2 separate regions of the Homo sapiens genome follow, and region 2 is linked to region 1. The links are chromatin loops, found by intact Hi-C in ENCODE. Cell type or tissue: prostate gland. All regions are shown on one strand. Each heading gives the region's core, and the rest is flanking DNA. Links, peaks and the distances in the headings are about the cores only. Region 1 overlaps ANKRD11 (ankyrin repeat domain containing 11). Region 2 overlaps ANKRD11 (ankyrin repeat domain containing 11).

Region 1 (9,844 bases), core at 1,157-9,156:
CTCAGCCTCCCGAGTAGCTGGGATTACAGGCATGTACCACCACGCCCTGGTAATTTTGTATTTTTAGTAGAGACGGGGTTTCTCCATGTTGGTCAGGCTGGTCTCGAACTCTCGACCTCAGGTGATCTGCCTGCCTCGGCCTCCCAAAGTGCTCGGATTACAGGCATGAGCCACCACGCCCGGCCTGCACACCCCCTTTCTAAGTATAGAAGAATGTGGAAGGGGTGTGTGGGTATAATTTAAAAAAAAAATAACGCATTTCCAGAGATCCTGGTTTAAATTTGCCCCATGATAGCTGCCTTCTCTCTCCATGTCTGTGTTTCTTTTTTTCTGAGACAGGGTCTCATTCTGTCACCCAGGATGGAATGCAGTGGTGGGATCACGGCTCACTGTAGCCTCGACCACCCCACCTCGAGTGATCCTCCCACCTCAGCCTCCAAGTAGTTGGGACTACAGGCATGCACCAACATTCCTCATGCCTGCAAATTTTTCTTTTTTTTTTTTTTTTTGTAGAGACTGGGTTTCACTGTGTTGGTTAGGCAGGTCTTAAATTCCTGGGCTCAAGCAATCCTCCGGCCTCAGCCTCCCAACATGCTGGGATTACAGGTGTGAGCCACCACACCTGGCCCATTTCCATTTCTGTGTTTCTATTCTTGCATTTTCTTTTTCATGTGTGATTTGAAGTAGCAAAGAATAAAAGAAGCTGCTTTATGATGGTTGATGGCTGCTACCAAGAACTAAATACAATGGTGATATGGGCAAGTAAAACATGAACAGATGCCAGGTCCGGGGCACTGCTTTGCTTGTGCTCATGGAGTGAGCCAGAGGTGGGTGGGGATAGAAAGAGCTCTCCTGCCCTGCCCGCATGCCGGGACTCACGTGCGCTCCGGTGGACGGGGCGGTGCTGGTGAGGGTTTTTCTAGGACTGCTAGTCCAGCACCGTCTCGTCTTGGACTTTGAAAATGATTTTAGGGTACTGTAAGGCCTCAGAAGCAGTTTAACTTTACTTTTAAATGTTAAATTCATTAAATTTGTGCAATTAAATGCCTGCTTTTAATTAGGCGTATTTGAAGATTATTTGGAAGGTATTTTTGTGCTTATGTCCTTTATAAAATACTTCAATTTTTAGTTTCAACTTTTGGTTTGAGAGTTTTAATAATATAGTAGTAAGGCTAATTTAAGAAAAAAGAAAATGGAGATTTGTGTTTAGGTGCTGTAGTAGGTTTGCTTTGGCCAAGACTTTGAGTACTTTCGTGTGATTTGGAACTCATGGTGTGAATTCTGACAGATCAGGGAGAAGTTTTTCTTGAGCACTAATATAACTTGTCCTTTCAATTCAGATTTTTGAGAAAAGGTTTCACCATTGGACTGTTTATGCTCATTTTACAGTTGAGACTTTTTCTTTTTATATTACATGGAAATAATTTGCACATATATTCTCCCTAACTAAAAACATCACCTATCAGTCTTACTGAATTCCTGTGCCCAGTGTCTGCAAGGTGCCCACTGTCTGCAGGGTGCCCACTGTCTGCAAGGTGCCCAGTGTCTGCAAGGGTGCATGTGACAAAGTCATCCCTGCTTCAGTGAGAGAATAGATGGCCCAACTCTCCATGCCTGTAATCCCAGCACTTTGGGAGGCCAAGGTGGGCGGATCACCTGAGGTCAGGAGTTGGAGACCAGCCTGACCAATATGGTGAAACCCTGTCTCTACTAAAAATACAAAAATGAGCCAGGCGTGGTGGTGGGCGCCTGTAGTCCCAGCTACCTGGGAGGCTGAGACAGGACAATTGCTTGAACCTGGGAAGTGGAGGTTGCAGTGAGCTGAGATTGTGCCAGTGCACTCCAGCTTGGGTGACAGAGTGAGACTTTGTCTCCAAAAAAAAAAAAAAAAAGAAAAAGTTATTGTATTTTAGGAAAATATTAGATAAATGCTGGTACATGTAATAAATACATGATGTTGGGCCAGGCGCGGTGGCTCACGCCTGTAATCCCAGCACTTTGGGAGGCCGAGGGCCTGCGTGTCCGGATGCAGTGTTCTTAGGGCCAAAGGTGGCTGTGTAGGAGGAGTGAGAACAGGTGGAATGTGGACACTTAGGGTACGAGGCCAAGAGTGGAGCATTGTTGTAGGATTGTGGACCACAGCAGGGAGTGTGAGTGCACGGATGGGGATCACGAGGACCCTCTGATTCGTAGGATTGTGGACGACAGCCGGGATGTGGGTGCATGGATGGGATCATGAGGACCCTCTGATTTGGGTGTTAGCTGTGTGGTTGCTACACTCTAGATCGTGCTATGTGATGTTTCTTTGGCACCTCAGGCCCCCTTGTTGAGGTTCAGTGATATCTGATGGAGAGGAAAGGGTGTTGGGGTGTTTGTGATAAGTCGCTGGATAGGGAAGAGAGGGAGGCATCTAGGGACCACTGTCTTTAGGAGTTTAATGAGGGCAAGGAATGGGGTAGTAGGAGACAGGGCAGCAATAGTGATTAAACTTTTGGTACTAATGGGTTGCAAATATGCATTGGGGGTGAGGAGGCCACTGGTGTTGGACGTGGAGCTTTGTAGTTGGAACGATGGACGTGCCCTTTGTGTGGGGGTCATGCAGTCACGTGCTCGGTGGCTTTCATGCAGTGTCTTCGTAGGGTGGGGAGGGATGGCAGGCATTCAGTTGGTGGCAGGTTGTGTTGGGTCCTTTCCAAGCTTTGCTTCATTCAGGCTTTAAGCAGGACCTGGCCCGTGAGGCACTTGGTGCAGAGTGAGAACACCTCGGCTGTCCCTGGAACTGCAGGGACAGAGGGTGTGTGGCAGGGTGACAAGCGGAGAAGCAGCTGTGGGGGCTGGCGAGAGCCTCTGTGCCCCAGAGTGGAGGAGGAGAGAAGCGGATGCTCGAGGTTTGAGTGGGAGGCTGTGTGTGAGAAGGGCCCCTTGGTGCTCACTGGACAGGAAGCTGCTTGCTGGGCATGGCTGTGGCTGGTGGCACTGTCATTGTGTGTCCAGGGTCCTGCCACAAGGATCTCAGGGCTTCACTTCACAGCCCTTGATGGCCTGGCAGCCAGAATTGAGTCTGTGGGTTTTTTTTGGTTTTTGTTTTTGTTTGAGACGGGGGCTCGCTCTGTCACCCAGGCTGGAGTGCAGTGGCATGATCACAGCTCACTGCCACCTCTGCCTGTTGAGCTTAAGTGACCTTTCCTTCTTAGCCTCCCTGTCAGCTGGGAGTACAGATGCTTGCCACCACACCCGGATAAGTTTTGTGTTTTTTGTAGAGATGGGGTTTTGCTATGTTGACCAGGCTGGTCTCGAACTCCAGGGCTCAAGCGATCTGCCTGTCTGGGCCTCCCAAAGTGCTGGGATTAGGGGCGTGAGCCACTGCGCCCGTCCACCTCAGTGTTAAACTGTTTAGATGCAGCTGTCACAGAAGCTTTAGGAGAACCTCATCTGTTTTCATATTAGAAGCTGTTTTCTTGTTCTCGACACTCTGTATCCCAATAGCTCATTCATGGAAAACACACCCAATTAGGGACTGATCAAGGATTTTCTACCCACTGCCTTCATGAAATGCAATTGGAAGTCCTTTTTAAACAGTTTTTTTTTTTTAAAGATGGTGGTTCTAAGTGTGGATCCATCTGAAGAACAAAACAAAGCTTCATATTCTCTTAGGCAGGAACATATACTAGGCTGGTTTTTTTTTTTTTTTTTTTAACAAAAAATTTTTTTTTTTGTTTTTGTTTTTGAGACGGAGTTTCGCTCTTGTTGCCCAGGCCAGAGTGCAATGGCACGATCTCCGCTCACCACAATGTCTGCCTCTTGGGTTCAAGTGATTCTCCTGCCTCAGCCTCCTGAGTAGCTGGGATTACAGGCATGCACCACCTGGCTAATTTTGTATTTTTAGTAGAGACGGGGTTTCTCCATGTGGGTCAGGCTGGTCTCGAACTCCTGACCTCAGGTGATCTGCCTGCCTCAGCCTCCCAAAGTGCTGGGACTATAGGCGTGAGCCACAGTGCCCGGGCTCAAAATCGTTTTTTTAAAAAAATACAGTTATTTCCTGATTTTATTGAAGAGGATGTTGAGATATCAGAGTAAGAATTCAGGTGTCAGGCAGGACATTGTCCCTGTGCTTGTGGTTATTGCTGTCTTTGTTTCCTGCTTCAGAGTAGCCTGAGCATTTGGAGGACGGATCATCCTCAGCCTCTGTGGCTCCTTGGGGCTGGGGCACTGGTCCTAGGTATGTTTGCAGGTTGGGGTGGAGGATGATAGTGACGTCCATGAGAGGTGTGATGTTGCTTCAGGGGTAGCATCTTACGCCCCAAGGAGATGACCTCTTAGTTTACCTGAACCTCAGAGAGGCTGAATTTGCTCAGCCAGTGGTTCGAAACGGCTGAGCAGTGGTTGAACTAGGGTTGGACCTATATATATTAGTTAAAGAAAACAGCTTGCTCCCCTTCCCTTACTAATACATTGGTTAATGCCATGTCCAAACAGCCTGTTTTACTTTTGTAAACAAGCCACATGGATAAGGGCTTAGCTTTATGGGAAGAAATCAGCCGTTAACATTTGCCTCCTCTGAGGTGGGCCTGCCGTGGAGAGATGGGGACTTCAGTTGGTGAGTGCCTGGGCACCCTCACCCAAGGGGCCAGCACACCTGGATGCTGAGCCTCCAGGTGGGTGGTGCAAGGGCAGGTGCTGAACGGGTCTGTGTGGTAGGTTTGCAAGGGTGGCAGTGTGCCACTGTCTGGGTGGGAGCCTGCCTGCTCCTGTGGTGATGTCCTCTGAGGTCTCTGCCTCTCTCTTTAGGTGGTGGTTCCCTGAGCTTAAGCCCCTCATGCATTTCTCACACTGTAGGGTTACTTGGTTGTTACATCATAGTTGATCTTTATTTGGTAGAATTTCTCTTTTTTTTACATTTTATTTATTTATTTATAACAGAGACGGGATCTGGCTGTGTTATCCAGCCTGGTCTTGAGCTCATGGGCTCATGCCATCCTCCTTCCTGTTTTCCAAAGTGCTGGGATTACAAGCGTGAGCCACTATGCCTGGAGTAGAATTTCTAAAAGCAGTCTTGTATGCTGCTAGACCCTGAAGGGGCTCATGATAGCTTTTCTTTTCCTTGCTTTTGGAGAAGAAACAGTGGGCAAAGTTTGATGATTGGATTTCAGGTGATATCGAAGTCCAGGGCTGGACTAGCTCCAGGGTAACGCTGATGGCAAACCCTACACAACCCCCCTCCCTCCACTCCACCCCCCCGACCGCCCCGTTGCAAAAGTAGGCCGTTAGTGCTTTCTGGAGCCCAAAGAAAATGTTTAGTACGCACCTGCTCTTCCCAGCAAGTCTGTCATGTGCAAGGAGTTGCAGTGAGTGGCAGCCTGTTCAGAGTTGTGGTTCAGGGAGGAAGCATTGCTAGAGTGGGCTTTGGGCAGGAGCATTTATCTCATGGAGACAGTTTTCTGCTGACTGCATTTCCACCTGGAAGGGCATACAGAGTGTTGTTTCTTCTGCTTGTGATTTTAAAACTTGCATATCAGTATCTACCTGTTTTGAGTCTTACTAGTATTTTATGCAGGAACACAAAAAAAATACTTAACTACCTTTTTTGTAAAATACCGAAGTGAGTTGTTATTTATTTCAGATTTGAACTTTTCATTAACCTTTGTCCCAGCCTTGGTGAGTTACAGGGTACTATGGAAACTGTATTCTTGGTCTGCGGAGTTTCTGCCTCCCTGTTCAGCCTGACAGGCCGCTTTGTCTCTGCACACCTCTCCTTCGGTGTTGACGCCGGCCCGGCACGGCAGCTGTAGTTGGCACAGGCTTTGTTGGCACTTTCCTCCAAGACAAGCCCCTGCCCTCCCAGCAGGCTTGCTCTGCACTCACGGGCCTTGTTCCACCTTCCTGTGCAGATCTGTTTCTTAATGCATCTTGGTCATGGGTCATCACTGTTCACCCCTATTCAATTCATCCAGCTTGTGTATCTTTACATGTAATAAAGGGGTGTTCCCGCTCTTAAGAATTGCATTTCTCTTGCTTGCAAAAACTGGTTGAAAAGGCTTAACAGGTCTGGTAGCCTTCTGGGTGCGGAGGGTATTGCCTAAAGAATTTTCCATGCGTGGCAGGCAGCTAGTAGGTATGTGTCTGGCACCCTTCCATGTGGGTGGTGCTAATACTAGTGGTGCAGGGTGGTGCTTGCTGTGGGAATGGGAGCACCCTGTGTATCTCTTGTCTCTTACTGACTGGAAGGCATCTGATGCCTTGCAGAGCAGGTCCCAATCTGTGTGTGTTTTTTTTAAAGTATGGAATGCTTCACAAATTTGCATGTCATCATTGCACAGGGGCTATGGTAATCGTCTCTGTTGTTCGAATTTTTAGTACATGTGCTGGCCAAAGCAAGCATGCCATGCTTGCCTTGACTGTGAACAAGTTCGATTTGAAATACTTCACATTTGAGGCCGGGTGAGGTGGCTCACACCTGTAATCCCAGCACTTTGGAGGCCAGGGCGGGCAGATCACTTGAGGTCAGGGTGAAACCCTGTCTCTACTGAAAATATAAAAATTAGCTGGGCGTGGTGATGCATGCCTGTAATCCGAGCTACACGGGGGCTGAGGCAGGAGAATTGCTTGGGCCTGGGAGGCAGAGGTCGCAGTGAGCCAAGATTGCACCATTGCACTCCAGTCTGGATGACAGAGCGAGATTCTGTTTCAAAAAAATAAGAAGAAAAAAATGAAATACTTCACATTTGAAAAACTTCCTGGCTAGAGGAAAAATCCTTGCTTATGTCTAATGAAAGAGGCAGAGGCTGGGTGCTGTGGTGAGGTGTTGAGTGACAGTGTCAGGGCCCGTGGGAGGTGGTGGCCGGCTTGTGCTGTAAGGGGCAGGAGCGCCGGAGGCTCACCAGGCCGTGATGGGGTTGGAGTGAGAATAGGGCACACACCTTCCTGCCACCGGGGAGCAGGGTAAACAGCAGAACCTTGCTGTGCGTGTCTGGGTTCCAGCAACATTCCTGGTGGGTGGTGGGGAGGAAAGGACTAACCGTGTCAGCACCTGGCCTTTGTGGGACACAGGCCTCCTCCCTGGAGCTTCAGCTTTATCTGGAAATGAGTCTTTGATGCGTAAAACCGTTCCTGAATGATACTGTCCAGCTGGTGGAAACAGGTTTGTTTTGACCTAAAATCTAGGGGTATTGAGAGAGAGAGAAACAGAGACAAACAGCGTGTGGGGGAAGCTGTGCATAAAGGGGCGTTTGTGGGATTGTCTTTTACTCAGGATCCAGCTTGAGCCAAAATGGAGGAAGAGTCTTGGTCTCTACAAAACAGGTGGTTTTCTGAGACAGATTCAAAAGCATTTTCTAGAGAAGCTCTACTGCATCCCTCCATCACATTCAAAACATTGTTTCTAATTATGTTTTGAGAGTGTAGAGTTAGATTGTAGAATACTGAAATTAAATCCTTAGTGAGGAAAGCGTAGACATGACCTGGCATGTTCTCCAAAGCACTGGCACCAGTGGGCGTGCGTTGTCAGCTGGGGTGTCCTCCCTCTGCTGAGCCTCCTCCCCCTGCGGCCTTCGCCTTGGCCCTCGGTGCACTGCATCGGTGTGCCAACTGCTCACTGTGCACAGACCTTTTTCATACTGATGAATTCATGTTTATTACTTTTTAAAAAGTTTATTTCTTGGATCTTAGTCACAGCTAACCCTGATTTTGCTTTCAGTACAAGGATTTTTAATTTCTAGACCGGATTTGAGTTGTTTGAACGGAGGTCTGGTGGCTTTGGGAAAGGTCTTTGCATGGATGATGGGGGAAGGTGCCTTTTTGGTGAGTGCCATAGTCGGCTGCCACCTTGCCATCCAGAGAGATTCCTGCTTGTGGACACTGTTCAGTTATGCAGGGTATGTTTAATTTTTTAAGAGTCAGGTTTGCGTTTTTTTTTTTTTTTTTTTTTTTTTTGTAGGCGGAGTCTCGCTCTGTTGCCCAGGCTGGAGTGCAGTGGCACGATCTTGGCTCACTGCATAGTCCGCCTCCTGGGTTCATGCCATTCTCCTGCCTCAGCCTCCCGAGTAGCTGGGACTGCAGGTGCCCACCACCACACCCAGCTAATTTTTTGTATTTTTAGTAGAGGTGGGGTTTTACCATGTTAGCCAGGATGGTCTCCATCTGCTGACCTCGTGATCCGCCCGCCTTGGCCTCCCAAAGTGCTGGGATTACAGGCGTGAGCCACCGCGCCCGGCCAGGTTTGCGTATTTTTTAATAATTCTTTTTCTGAAGTTTTTTTCCTGACTGCTTTTGTTGCTGGGTGATGGAATATATTCTGACATTGGATGTGCAAGATCTTAAAAAAGTCTGTGTAATAGAGTCTGTGTAAGAGAGCCTGTGTTGAGAAGTTCTGTAGTCTCTTCAGAATGAAAATTCATTTAAATATTTTAGGACTTCACTCCAGAGGGTTTTAGCGCATGCATAGCGAGGAAACTTTTTTTTTTTTGAGACGGAGTCTCACTTTGTGGCCCAGGCTGGAGTGCAGTGGCTCGATCCTGGCTCACTGCGATCTCTGCCTCTCAGGTTCACGCCATTTTCCTGCCTCAGCCTCCCGAGTAGCTGGGACTACAGGCGCCCACCACCACGCCCGGCTAATTTTTGTATTTTTAGTAGAGACAGGGTTTCACGGTGTTAGCCAGGATGGTCTCGATCTCCTGACCTCATGATCTGCCCGCCTCGGCCTCCCAAAGTGCTGGGATTACAGGCGTGAGCCACTGTGTCTGGCCGCAAGGAAACTTATTTTTTATAAACCACGATGCGCTCTCTCTTTCCGTTTTGACTGTGACACACACCAGCCACACCAGGATTCATGCGCACTCACACGCATTGCCACACAGCCACAGATGTTCCTGTTGATGCCACATGGATTTATTTTCAGTCCCGGCAGGCTTGGAGGCAGGTGGCCCCCTTTCTGTAGCCCCTTGCTGGGTGGTGCCTGGATGTCCTCTGGCTTCTCCAGGGCTCTGCCCACGTTGCTGTGAGTTGGATTTTTTGGGGCCCTTAGTTTGTGCTTGATATTTTCTTATGCTTTCTTCCTTTCCCTCTTACCTCCTCCTCCCCCTCCTTTTGAGACAGAGTTTTGTCGTGTCATCCAGGTTGGAGTGCATTGGTACTCACAGCTCACTGTAGTGTTGACCTCCTGGTCTCAAGCAATTCTCCCACCTCAGCCTCCTGAGTGCCTGGGACTACAGGTGCACACCTCCATGCCCAGCTAAGTTTTTATTCTGTTTTTATTGTTACAAAGTTGAGGTTTCAGTGTGTTGCTCAGGCTGGTCTGAACTTCTGGCCTCATGTGATCCTCCCCCCTCAGCCTTCCAGAGTTCTGGGATTACAGGCCTGAGCCACCACGCTGGACCGAGACATTTTCTGGTGGTCTGCTTTTCCTAGTTCCACTGTTATTTATCCCTCCCCCCAGGGGAACATGTACATTTTACGTGAACATATTGATAAAATGTTCATTTCTAATTACAGCACACTGAATTCTTCCGGAGGAAGAATCCTGTGAACCCTGCCATTGTCCCCTTGAGGACTGGAGAAGTAGGAAGAGGCAGGGAAATGGTTGCGGGTGAGCACTGGGCTAGAGGTTCTGTGTTTTAGACCTCAGTCCTGAAAGGCTGTGATCTCCTCTGAGTCTCTGATTCTTTGTCAGCTTCCTCATAAGAGCCAAGTCACAGATTATGGAGTTAAGGTAGTGGGCTGCGGCTCAGACCCCACACCTGTGAGAGACACAGGCCTCTCCTGCTGTGGGTGTGTGCAGTAGAGCTGGAGTCTTTGACTTCTCCGGAGGCCGCCCATCAGTCTAGGTCAGCTGCACTGTGGGTAGTGTTAG
Region 2 (9,844 bases), core at 580-8,579, 50 kb after region 1:
ACCGTACAGCGTGTAGTCCTTGGAGACGGGCTGCTTTCACTCAGCAGCATGCGTCTATGGTCCTTTTTTGTCTTTTCAGGGCCTGGTAATATTCTGTTGTCTGGATGGACGCCGGGTGTTTAATCCACTCACCTATGAGTGTCTTGGGTCACTTGTAGTTGTCTCTCTGGGCTTCTCTTACGGATAAATGAAGAATAAACAAAGCCAGCCACTGGCCCCTGAACTCGGTTCTGCCTCTGACTTGTCTTGATGAGGAGGTGTCCTTGCGTGGACTCGTGCTGTGTCATCATGCTCCTGCTCCGTGTTCGGAGCCACCTGGGCTGTGACAGGAGGTCAGTGTTCAGGGATGATGCAGTTTCTGTTGAGGCAACACTGAAAATGCCTTGCTTGGAAACTGCGTCTCACAGAGCATGGAGCTTGTTAACAATTTTAAAAAACTGATGATGCTGATGGGAGAGAGGGATGATGGGAGTCTGTCTGGGGTCTTTGAGGCCTTGTCCAGAGACTGCCCCAGGATCCTGGGTGGCTGTGCACAGCCAGCTGAGCCATGTGCCTGCCACTGCATCTGTACTCCTGGGCCAGAAAGCACCTTTGCTTAGCCCACCTGATTTTTCTGTCAGAGACTAGACGAGTAATTTCTAACCTGGGCTTGAGACACTAACAGTGTATTGGGATTTTTTTTTTTGGACACACAATCTCTCTCTGTCACTGAGGCTGGAGTGCAGTGGCACAGTCATATAGCTCACTGCAGCCTCAACCTCCCGGGCTCAAACCTTCCTCCTGCCTCAGCCCCCTGAGTATCTGAAACCACAGGCAGGTGCCAACACACCCAGCTATTTTTGTTTTTTTATTGTTTTGTTAAAAAAAAATTTTTTTTAAGAGATGGGGTCTCCCTGTGTTGCCCAGGCTGGTCTCACACTCCTGGGCTCAAGCAGTCCTCATGTCAGCCTTCCAGAGTGCTGAGGTTACAGGTAATCTTCAGCTGTTTCACAGTGTCCCTCTTGTCAGCCTCCCAGAGTGCTGAGATCACAGGTAATCTTCATCTGTTTCACAGCGTCCCTCATGTCAGCCTCCTAGAGTGCTGAGGTCACAGGTAGTCTTCAGCTGTTTCACAGTGTCCCTCATGTCAGCCTCCCAGAGTGCTGAGGTCACAGGTAATCTTCACCTGTTTCACAGTGTCCCTCATGTCAGCCTCCCAGAGTGCTGAGGTCACAGGTAATCTTCAGCTGTTTCACAGTGTCCCTCATGTCAGCCTCCCAGAGTGCTGAGGTCACAGGTAGTCTTCAGCTGTTTCACAGTGTCCCTCTTGTCAGCCTCCCAGAGCGCTGAGGTTACAGGTAATCTTCAGCTGTTTCACAGCGTCACCAGATTCTCCAAACACAATTTAATTTTATTCACATAGACAGTGCTACATTGTCACTGGTGACAGGCGCTTTGTGGTTGTTTTTGGTGGGTGAATATTGCACCGATTCAACAACAGGAGATCAGTGTCTGAGGGTCCTGTGTTGCCACCCGAGGCACCTGCTTTGACCAGGGATGGAGAGTCCCATGCCCAGGACGAAGGTTTGTGTGCTGGTGGTGAGCTAGCTGGGAGACGTGGCACGGGCCGCTTGTCCCTGGCCACCGCCTGCTGCCAAGGGCTCCACTCCAGTCCCTTGCCTGTCAATCAGAAGATGCTCAGAGGAGAGGCTTCTGCATCATCTTCATCTTGACATTCCAAGAGCAGTACCGGGTCAGCATCCACAAAAGCACACTGTAAAACTGGGAACTGTGTCTTACCCTTCCTGAGTGAAAAGGGAAAGTTTATGCCTCAGCCTGAGGCAGGTGGGCCCCTTGCCATGCACACCTTTGTCCTGCAGCCAGGGATCCACTTGGCTGGGCTCAACCCTTCCCCGTCAGGGACGACTGCACAGAAAGGAGCGCGGATAGCAGCAAGGCCCGCCACGGGGAAGGCCTGCTTCCTGTGGGTCCCCCTGTGTGGCTGGCAGGGAGTGGTACGGCGCTGGGAGTCCAGAATCACTGAGGACACGGAAAGCTTCAGCTTCTTTGAGAAAACTCAGATTTTGTAAATGCGCATCCAGTTGACAGCACTTACGGTGGAATCCGTGGAGTTGGACTTGTGAGAGGCCTTGCCCTGAGGGGGTTCTTGGCTGGTGTCTGTCCTGGAGGTGGATGCCTTGATGGCTGTGTCTCCCGTGCTCCCCTCACCCAGGTCCTCATCCTCAGGACTGTGAGACGCCGTTGGACGTGGAGGAGCCTGAGGAGCTCTGGCTCTGTGGGTATGTCTGCTGGCATTTGCCAGTTGAAACCTGAAGGATTGGAAAATGTCTGTATACCAATTCCAATTAACAACAGGAATAATAAGCCCATTGCATATAAGCAGCACATTCTTTAAAAAAAAAAAAATCCTGTATTTTCCAGTATAAAAAATTAGTGATCTGGTCAAGTCCCCTGGCTCATGCCTATAATCCCACCAGTGCTCTGGGAAACCGAGGCAGCTGGATCACCTGAGGTCAGGAGTTTGAGACCAGCCTGACCAACATGGTGAAACCCCGTCTTTACTAAAAATATAAAAATTAGCCGGGTGTGGTGGTGGACACCTGTAGTCCCAGCTACTCGGGAGGCTGAGGCAGGAGAACGGCGTGAACCTGGGAGGCGGAGGTTGCAGTGAGCCAAGATGGCGCCATTGCACTCCAGCCTGGGCGACAGAGTAAAACTCCGTCCCAAAAACAACAGCAACAACAACAAATAGCAATTAGAGGAGCATTTCCTTAAAATTGTACAAACCCCATTAATGTGTGGCTTCATAGAAGACAGCAGGGTTCTCCTCGCTGTTCCTGCATCAGTCTGTGGTAAATATGTTGTTCTAGTTGAAGTATACAAAAAAAAAATCTAGTGGGAAAATGGAAGCATATTTTTAATAAATAGCTTTTTGATATAATTATGGAGATTTTCATTGATACGACACCAAAACCCAGCAGGTGTTTGTGCTGTGAGCGTTTCCAGCAGCAGGGGAGTCTCAGGGCTTCCCTTTGGTCTCTCTTGCGGCGAGTGCGGCTCCGTCGCGTGTGTGTGGGAGTGTGCCTGTGTGTCCACATCTGGAGGTGACCCAGGTCAGCACACAGTGTGCACCCAAGGGCCGATTGGGTGCCCGGGACTCGTGTGCATCTCCCGACGTGGATCCACTTGATTTTACTACATCAGAAAGCAGCACCTGTCTCTTCCAGGGAGACTTTTAGTTCTTCAGAAGCTGTCTGCTCTTGGAGTTTTCCAAAATTCTTATCTTTGAAAGCTTGAATTTTCACATTGACAACAAGTTGTTGAGGTGTTCTGGCTGAACTTGCAGCTGTCTTTCCTTCATTTTTTAGAAATGATCTGCCAGTACTCATGTCCGAACAACCAGAGTTTGCATGTCGGTCGGTCATTCTTTGACTGAAGATTGGTGCTTCCTGTCCAGAGGCCGCTGTGTCTGGTGTGCGGCAGCAGTGCTTTGTGCATACTTGTTTTGTCATGAAGGATATGCACAAGATGAATGCTGCGTGCTCGGGACGTAGTGCGTTGAAACAGTCTTGCCGCACCACCCCAGCAGTCCTCCAGTGAACTGGCTCATCAGTGCGGTGTCACCCAGCTGAGAAGGCATTGTTATTAAGCAGGTAGTTTTACACCTGGGAAGCAAGTGTACCAAGCTATTCAGTCTGTGTGCTGGGTGAGAAAATGTTGTTGAATGAATCAGGTCAGTCTGTGTGCTTATTGACAACTTTTCAAACATTTCACACCCTTAGAAGAGTCTGTATCACTTACCTCCCCTGATACCTATGCTTGCAAATGTGTGTGCAGTTTCAGAGGGTTCCAATGTGATGGCCCATTGGTCCCCTCCTGGGATTCTCATGGACAAGTAAGATTCGGTTCCCCGTTCGGGTGGGTCTGTGCGTCTGTTCCTGGGCGCATGCTCACAGAAGCAGCACGTGTCCCAGCCGTGGGCTGGCATCCCAGCGCTGTCTCCTCTCTTTGATCTTTGCATGCCAGTAGCAAGCGGACCATGTCCCCGCAGTGCAGGACTGGGCTCTTATGTAACAGCTTGCCGTCAGGGTTCCTTCCACACCGACGCTGCTCCCAGGATTACGGAGCTGGAAAGAGTCCAGCCCATTCCTCTGGCAGTACGCAGCCCTTCCCTGGGGCTCAGCCAGTTTACTTGGCTTGCATAATTCTTTCTGTTAAGACGCTGCCTTAAAATTGACCAAGCCTCTAACTTTTTAGACCAGGAGTCTCTTGGATCGTTTGAGTGGTGGTGTTGCCTGTTCTTGGCCCTCTTTCATCTTGTCCTGTGCTTCAGCCTGGTCACTTGGTTTAATAATTTGTCTTTGTTTTTCCAAATCCTGCAGAACTTTTAAGATGATCTGGATTGCAGTGACTTAAAATCATACCGTGATGTATTTGCTGGTTTGGAGATCTTTTTAACAGGGGGTTCTCTCATCAGCTCTAAGTAGCCTTGGAAAAACTGTCGCCTCTGAATTGGCTGCAAACAAAGCTTTAGGCTTTCCAACAGTGCTACAGCCAACCTGCCTTAATTGGAAATGAGGAGTCTGGACGTTTGAAAAATAACTCAATAACCTCATGTGTGTAACTCTCGGGGCCATATATTATGGAGATGGCTGTGTGTAATTTTACAGCATCCTTGATGGAGCCTTTGTCATAAAACACGACTCCTGTATATGAAAGCAGTCTTCGCAGGTTTTATTGAGACGAGGAGTGGAAAATACACTCGTTTTTCCACAAAAGGTTGTTTGTTTTTTTTTTTTTGGAGACAGAGTTTTGCTTTTGTCGCCCAGGCTGGAGTGCAGTGGTGCGATACTGGCTCACTGCAACCTCCGCCTCCTGGGTTCAAGCGATTCTCCTGCCTCAGCCTCCCGAGTAGCTGGGATTACAGGTGCCTGCCACCACGCACAGCTAATTTTTGTATTTTAATAGAGACAGGGTTTCACCATGTTGGCCAGTCTGGTCTTGAACTCCCGACCTCAGGTGATCTGCCCGCCTTGGCCTCCCAAAGTGCTGGGATTACGGGCGGGAGCCACTGTGCCTGGCCCACGAGCTGTTTTTCTGATGAGAAGTTTCCTGATGAGTGAGAGCAGTGTGGCAGGTGTGGAGGAGAGGCGGACGGCTGCTTTCCAGGGACATGGGAGACCACTGTGGAACTGCAGTCCCAGAACGTGCCCATGTCGTGGAGGGAAGCAGGTCAGAGGCTCCTGCCACCTGCCCGTTGACCTCAGGAGGACATTGTGCTTGCAGCAGCTGAGTGGCCTGGGAAGCCTGCCTGGAACCTGGGACTGTGATGGGTGGAGTCTCCAGGAGGGCTAGGGAGGCGGGGAGGAGCACCCTGTGAGCTGCAGGCACCGCTGTGTTGCAGTCAGCAAACACTGGGGTCTGGGAACCCACTTTCATGTTTGGCACCTAGTGGTTTGAGCTTCACTTATTCGTAGCCCTCACAAGTAAACTAGTCTCTATTACAAGCACTTTCTTCGTGACTTTTTGGCTTTTGTTTTTTGACACATTTTCCTCATGCAGATCAGCATGATTATTCCCACTGTCTGACATGTCTCCTCCTATTCATTAAATACTTAGAGCCTGTTTCATGCGAGATGCCATGCAGAGCTCTGCCAGATTCCAGAATGAAGGGCAATAGGCCCAGCTGGGATAGTTCCTGCATGTTTCCATCGGCCCGGCTGCTTCCCCTTCTAACCCTTACAAATCCTCTGAGGTGGACGTGATTACTCCACCTAAGAGGAAACTAGGCCGGGCGCAGTGGCTTCCTCCTGTAATCCCACCACTTTGGGAGGCTGAGGCGGGCAAATCACTCTGAGGTCGGGAGTTCGAGACCAGCCTGGGCAACATGGTGAAACCCCGTCTCTATTTATTAAAAATACAAAAAAAAAAAAAAAAAAGCAGCTGGATATGGTGGCACACGCCTGTAATCCCAGCTACATGGGGGACTGAGGTGGGAGAATTGCTTGAACTCAGGAGGCAGAGGTTGCAGTGAGCCAATATTGCGCCACTGTACTCCACCTGCCTGAGTGGTCTCGCACTACAGAGCAAGCCTCCGTCTCAAAAAAAAAAAAAATAAAAATAAAAAAAGTAAAAAAAAGAGGAAACTAAAGTTTAATGTGTACAGTGGACTCTCTTGGTCCCAGGGTGGGAGCCATGTCACCTGTGGGAACAGGTGAATGAGGCTGGCGTCGTGCTCTCAAGGTATTTATGATGTAGCAAGAAGGTGCCAGGTCCTGAGGGAGACTTCCAGAGGCTCCTGTGAGAGAAGGTATGCAGGTGAAGAAGAGGGAGGGAGACCGTGTTTCCTGGGGACTGGGCTTGCCGGAGGCTCCACTGAGGGTTAGCATTTGCATAGGCCTTGAATAAGAAGTAGAATGTGAAGAAATAGGCTGGAGTTTAGAAAAGGAATTTTTGGGGAAACAGAAAGGGCCTTGGTGACTGTAGATCACTCACTCATTTCAGATGCAGGCAGGTCCCAAGGTGGTGATTAGACACAAGTTCACTCTCAAAGGTGCTTTCTTATGTAGTTGATGGAGTCGGTTAAATGTATTCCCAGTTTTCTTTTTTCCTAACCTAGTGTTTAGAGAAAAGCAGCCTTGGGGGACTTCCTATCCACGAGTTTGCTTAAGTGCAGGTTCTGGGTGTGCCGGACATCCTAGATACCGTTGTCTGTGAACTCAACCATGTTGATTGGGTCTGCTCTTGTAGGCTGACATCCGAAGTGCATTACAGATGCTGAGTTGATCGTTAACTTCTGTAGCTGGGATCTGAGGGACAACCAAGACAGGTCTGCTTCAACACATCACGACCATGTTCTTGAACTGCATGGACCCTGGAGCATCTCAGCGTGGCATCACAGTGCTGCTCATGGAAAACATGAACTGGCAGACCCATTGAGACATTTTCAAAACATAAACATTGTTTTTCTTATTTCCATCGTTTACCCATTGTAGAAAATGTAAGAAAACATGAAAAGGGTGAAAATCTAACTTAAACTCCCTTATACAGGTAATGAATTTTAGCTTCTTGTGATCCTTCAGGAATGGGCCATCAGTGTGTTTGAAATGCTTGCTCCCTGGTGCCGTAAAGAAATAGCACTTGAACGTAAATTTAATTTCCTCAGCAAGGCCATTTTTTATACCTTCTGCAGAAAGGGTACACTCGCCTGCAGTTTTGCCACGAGAGTACACCGAATGAAGGAGACCAGGGTCATTTATAACCTGACGCTGTGTCCGGTTTTTTTATACCAACTGCTGTGTCCGGTTTCCATTGGCTGGAACGGGACCTCACATTCTGTATTTGTCCCGATTGGCTAGCAACTTAGAACTTTTTAAAAGAGGCAAAGGCAGAGGAGAACAAAGGAAGGAGGAAGTAATTTGTGGAATGCTGAGAAAGGTAAAAACACCTTCAACTAAGGAAGAGGAACAGGCCGTGACCTAATGCTTGCTTCGACCAGTATAAGCATGCCAGGGCAGATATTTAGGCTAAATTGTGGGAGCTAAGAACATAAAGTACATTGATTTCTTTATTAAGGCTAGCAGATATTTAAGAATGTCAGTACAGGTCTTTGAATAAATGTTGCTTTTAAGAGAAGTTACTATTTATTTTTAGTTAGATGGGGAGGAAAGTCTTTGAAGAGGAACCTCTGCTTTACTTCTTACAAGTGTGCTTACTGATTCTCTGTCAGCTTGTCCTCTCAGTGATTGAGAACAGGGTATTAAAATCATTACTGAGTTTGTGGTTTTGTGTATCTGTCTGTGTAGCTTGACTTCATGTATTTCTAAGCTCAGTTAGTAGGGGTTCTGAGGGGGAAAACTCAGATTTTTCCTTTGCTCTCATGCCACAGCGACAGTCAACACAGAAAACGCAAAAGACGTCTGTGACCAGTTGTGTGGGCTTTCTGCCCAGCAGCAGGGAGGCAGTCAGTTCTGTGGCGGACACCAGCTGGGTGTCCCACAATCCCGTGCAGCCTGGACACTGTCTACCTGGAGACGGCACGGGGTCCACCAGGGAGAGGACTGAGTCCCGCAAGACTGCCAGCACTCCAGCACCCACCGCAAGCCCTGGGTTCCTGTGGCTGTGCTTCTCAGCGACCTGCCCTGAATCTGGGGTTCCGTGACCCCTCCTTGGGTTCAATCATTTTTTTTTTTTTTTTTTTTTGAGACAGAGTCTCGCTCTGTCGCCCAGGCTGGAGTTCAGTGGCGCGATCTCGGCTCACTGCAAGCTCCGCCTTCCGGGTTCACACCATTCTCCTGCTTCAGCCTCCCGAGTAGCTGGGACTACAGGCGCCCACCACCGCGCCCGGCTAATTTTTTGTATTTTTAGTAGAGATGGGGTTTCACCGTGTTAGCCAGGATGGTCTCGATCTCCTGACCTCGTGATCCACCCACCTCGGCCTCCCAAAATGCTGTGATTACAGGCGTGAGCCATGGCGCCCAGCCTGGTGCAATAATTTTATGAGAGTGGCTCACACAAATCAGGGTGACACTTACATGTTCACCAGTGTCGTGGAAAGGATTTTGCAAAGGATATGCACAGTCAGATGCGGAGGGCAGGGCATGTGGGGAGCAGCGCAGAGCTCCAGGAACCTCCTCCCCAGAGTTAGACAACCATTACCAGCAGCATTGTTTTTGAAAGATTTTCACAGGTGTTTTTCTGCAGGACTTACGGGTGCTGGCCCCTGGCTGTGTGCTCACTGTTTCCCCGAGAACCTGTCGTCCCTTTTGCCTGTTCTTCTTTACCTAGTTTCTCACCTTTGACTGCCTTTAAGATTTTCTTTTCACCTCTGTGATGTGCCTTGGTCAGGTTCTCCATGTTTTGTGATTGGGATTTGTTGAGCTTCTTGGATCACTAGAGTTTACAGTTTTCATCAAAATGTGGAAATGTTCAGGCTTTATTCCTTCACGTATTTTTTTCTGCCCTCCACCTCCTTTGGGAGCACCCCTTACCGTTGGTTAGGCTCCTGCACCTCACCCACGCCACACTCGGGGTTTGATCCAGTGATCTTCTCTCTCTCAGTGCTCCCCGCCACACTCGGTGTTCGCCCCAGTGATCTTCTCTGTCTGTGCTCCACGCCACACTCGGTGTTCGCCCCAGTGATCTTCTCTCTCGGTGCTCCCCGCCACACTCGGTGTTCGCCCCAGTGATCTTCTCTCTCGGTGCTCCCCGCCACACTCGGTGTTCGCCCCAGTGATCTTCTCTCTCGGTGCTCCCCGCCACACTCGGTGTTCGCCCCAGTGATCTTCTCTGTCTGTGCTCCACGCCACACTCGGTGTTCGCCCCAGTGATCTTCTCTGTCTGTGCTCCCCGCCACACTCGGTGTTCGCCCCAGTGATCTTCTTTCTCTCGGTGCTCCCCGTCACACTCGGTGTTCGCCCCAGTGATCTTCTCTCTCGGTGCTCCCCGCCACACTCGGTGTTCGCCCCAGTGATCTTCTCTCTCGGTGCTCCCCGCCACACTCGGTGTTCGCCCCAGTGATCTCTCTCGGTGCTCCCCGCCACACTCGGTGTTCGCCCCAGTGATCTTCTTTCTCTCGGTGCTCCCCGCCACACTCGGTGTTTGCCCTAGTGATCTTCTCTCTCGGTGCTCCCCGCCACACTCGGTGTTTGCCCCAGTGATCTTCTCTCTCGGTGCTCCCCGCCACACTCGGTGTTTGCCCCAGTGATCTTCTCTCTCGGTGCTCCCTGCCACACTCAGTGTTTTTGCTCATGTTTGAGTTGTTGACATGCCGTTTCTCTGAGTTCACAGATCTTCTGAATGCCTGTTCTTCTGTGAATCCCACCCAGTGTGATTTTCGTCTCAC

What was found. Peaks named below come from ENCODE experiments on the same cell type or tissue, not always from the same donor. Only the 100,000 strongest peaks of a DNase experiment are listed, where the experiment ranks them.
Region 2: it touches region 1 in a loop (1.8-fold over the local background); 13 of 110 quality-filtered maps call a loop at or near these places.

What each region holds. Positions count from the first base shown.
Region 1 is chr16:89,439,853-89,449,696 of GRCh38, reverse strand. All of the region lies in intron 1 of ANKRD11 (ankyrin repeat domain containing 11), which reads left to right. All of the region lies in intron 1 of LOC101927817 (a long non-coding RNA gene), which reads right to left. It also overlaps the pseudogene RNU6-430P. Among named protein-coding and RNA genes, the nearest start is that of ANKRD11, 46 kb to the left of the region's middle. In prostate gland, for the core only: no CTCF peak of the experiment used is centred there; DNase peaks (open chromatin) are centred at 5,766, 6,126 and 7,506; H3K27ac peaks cover 861 bases.
Region 2 is chr16:89,389,586-89,399,429 of GRCh38, reverse strand. All of the region lies in intron 2 of ANKRD11 (ankyrin repeat domain containing 11), which reads left to right. All of the region lies in intron 1 of LOC128462377, which reads left to right. Among named protein-coding and RNA genes, the nearest start is that of ANKRD11, 96 kb to the left of the region's middle. RefSeq lists an enhancer at 3,558-4,496. In prostate gland, for the core only: no CTCF peak of the experiment used is centred there; a DNase peak (open chromatin) is centred at 4,079; H3K27ac peaks cover 1,403 bases.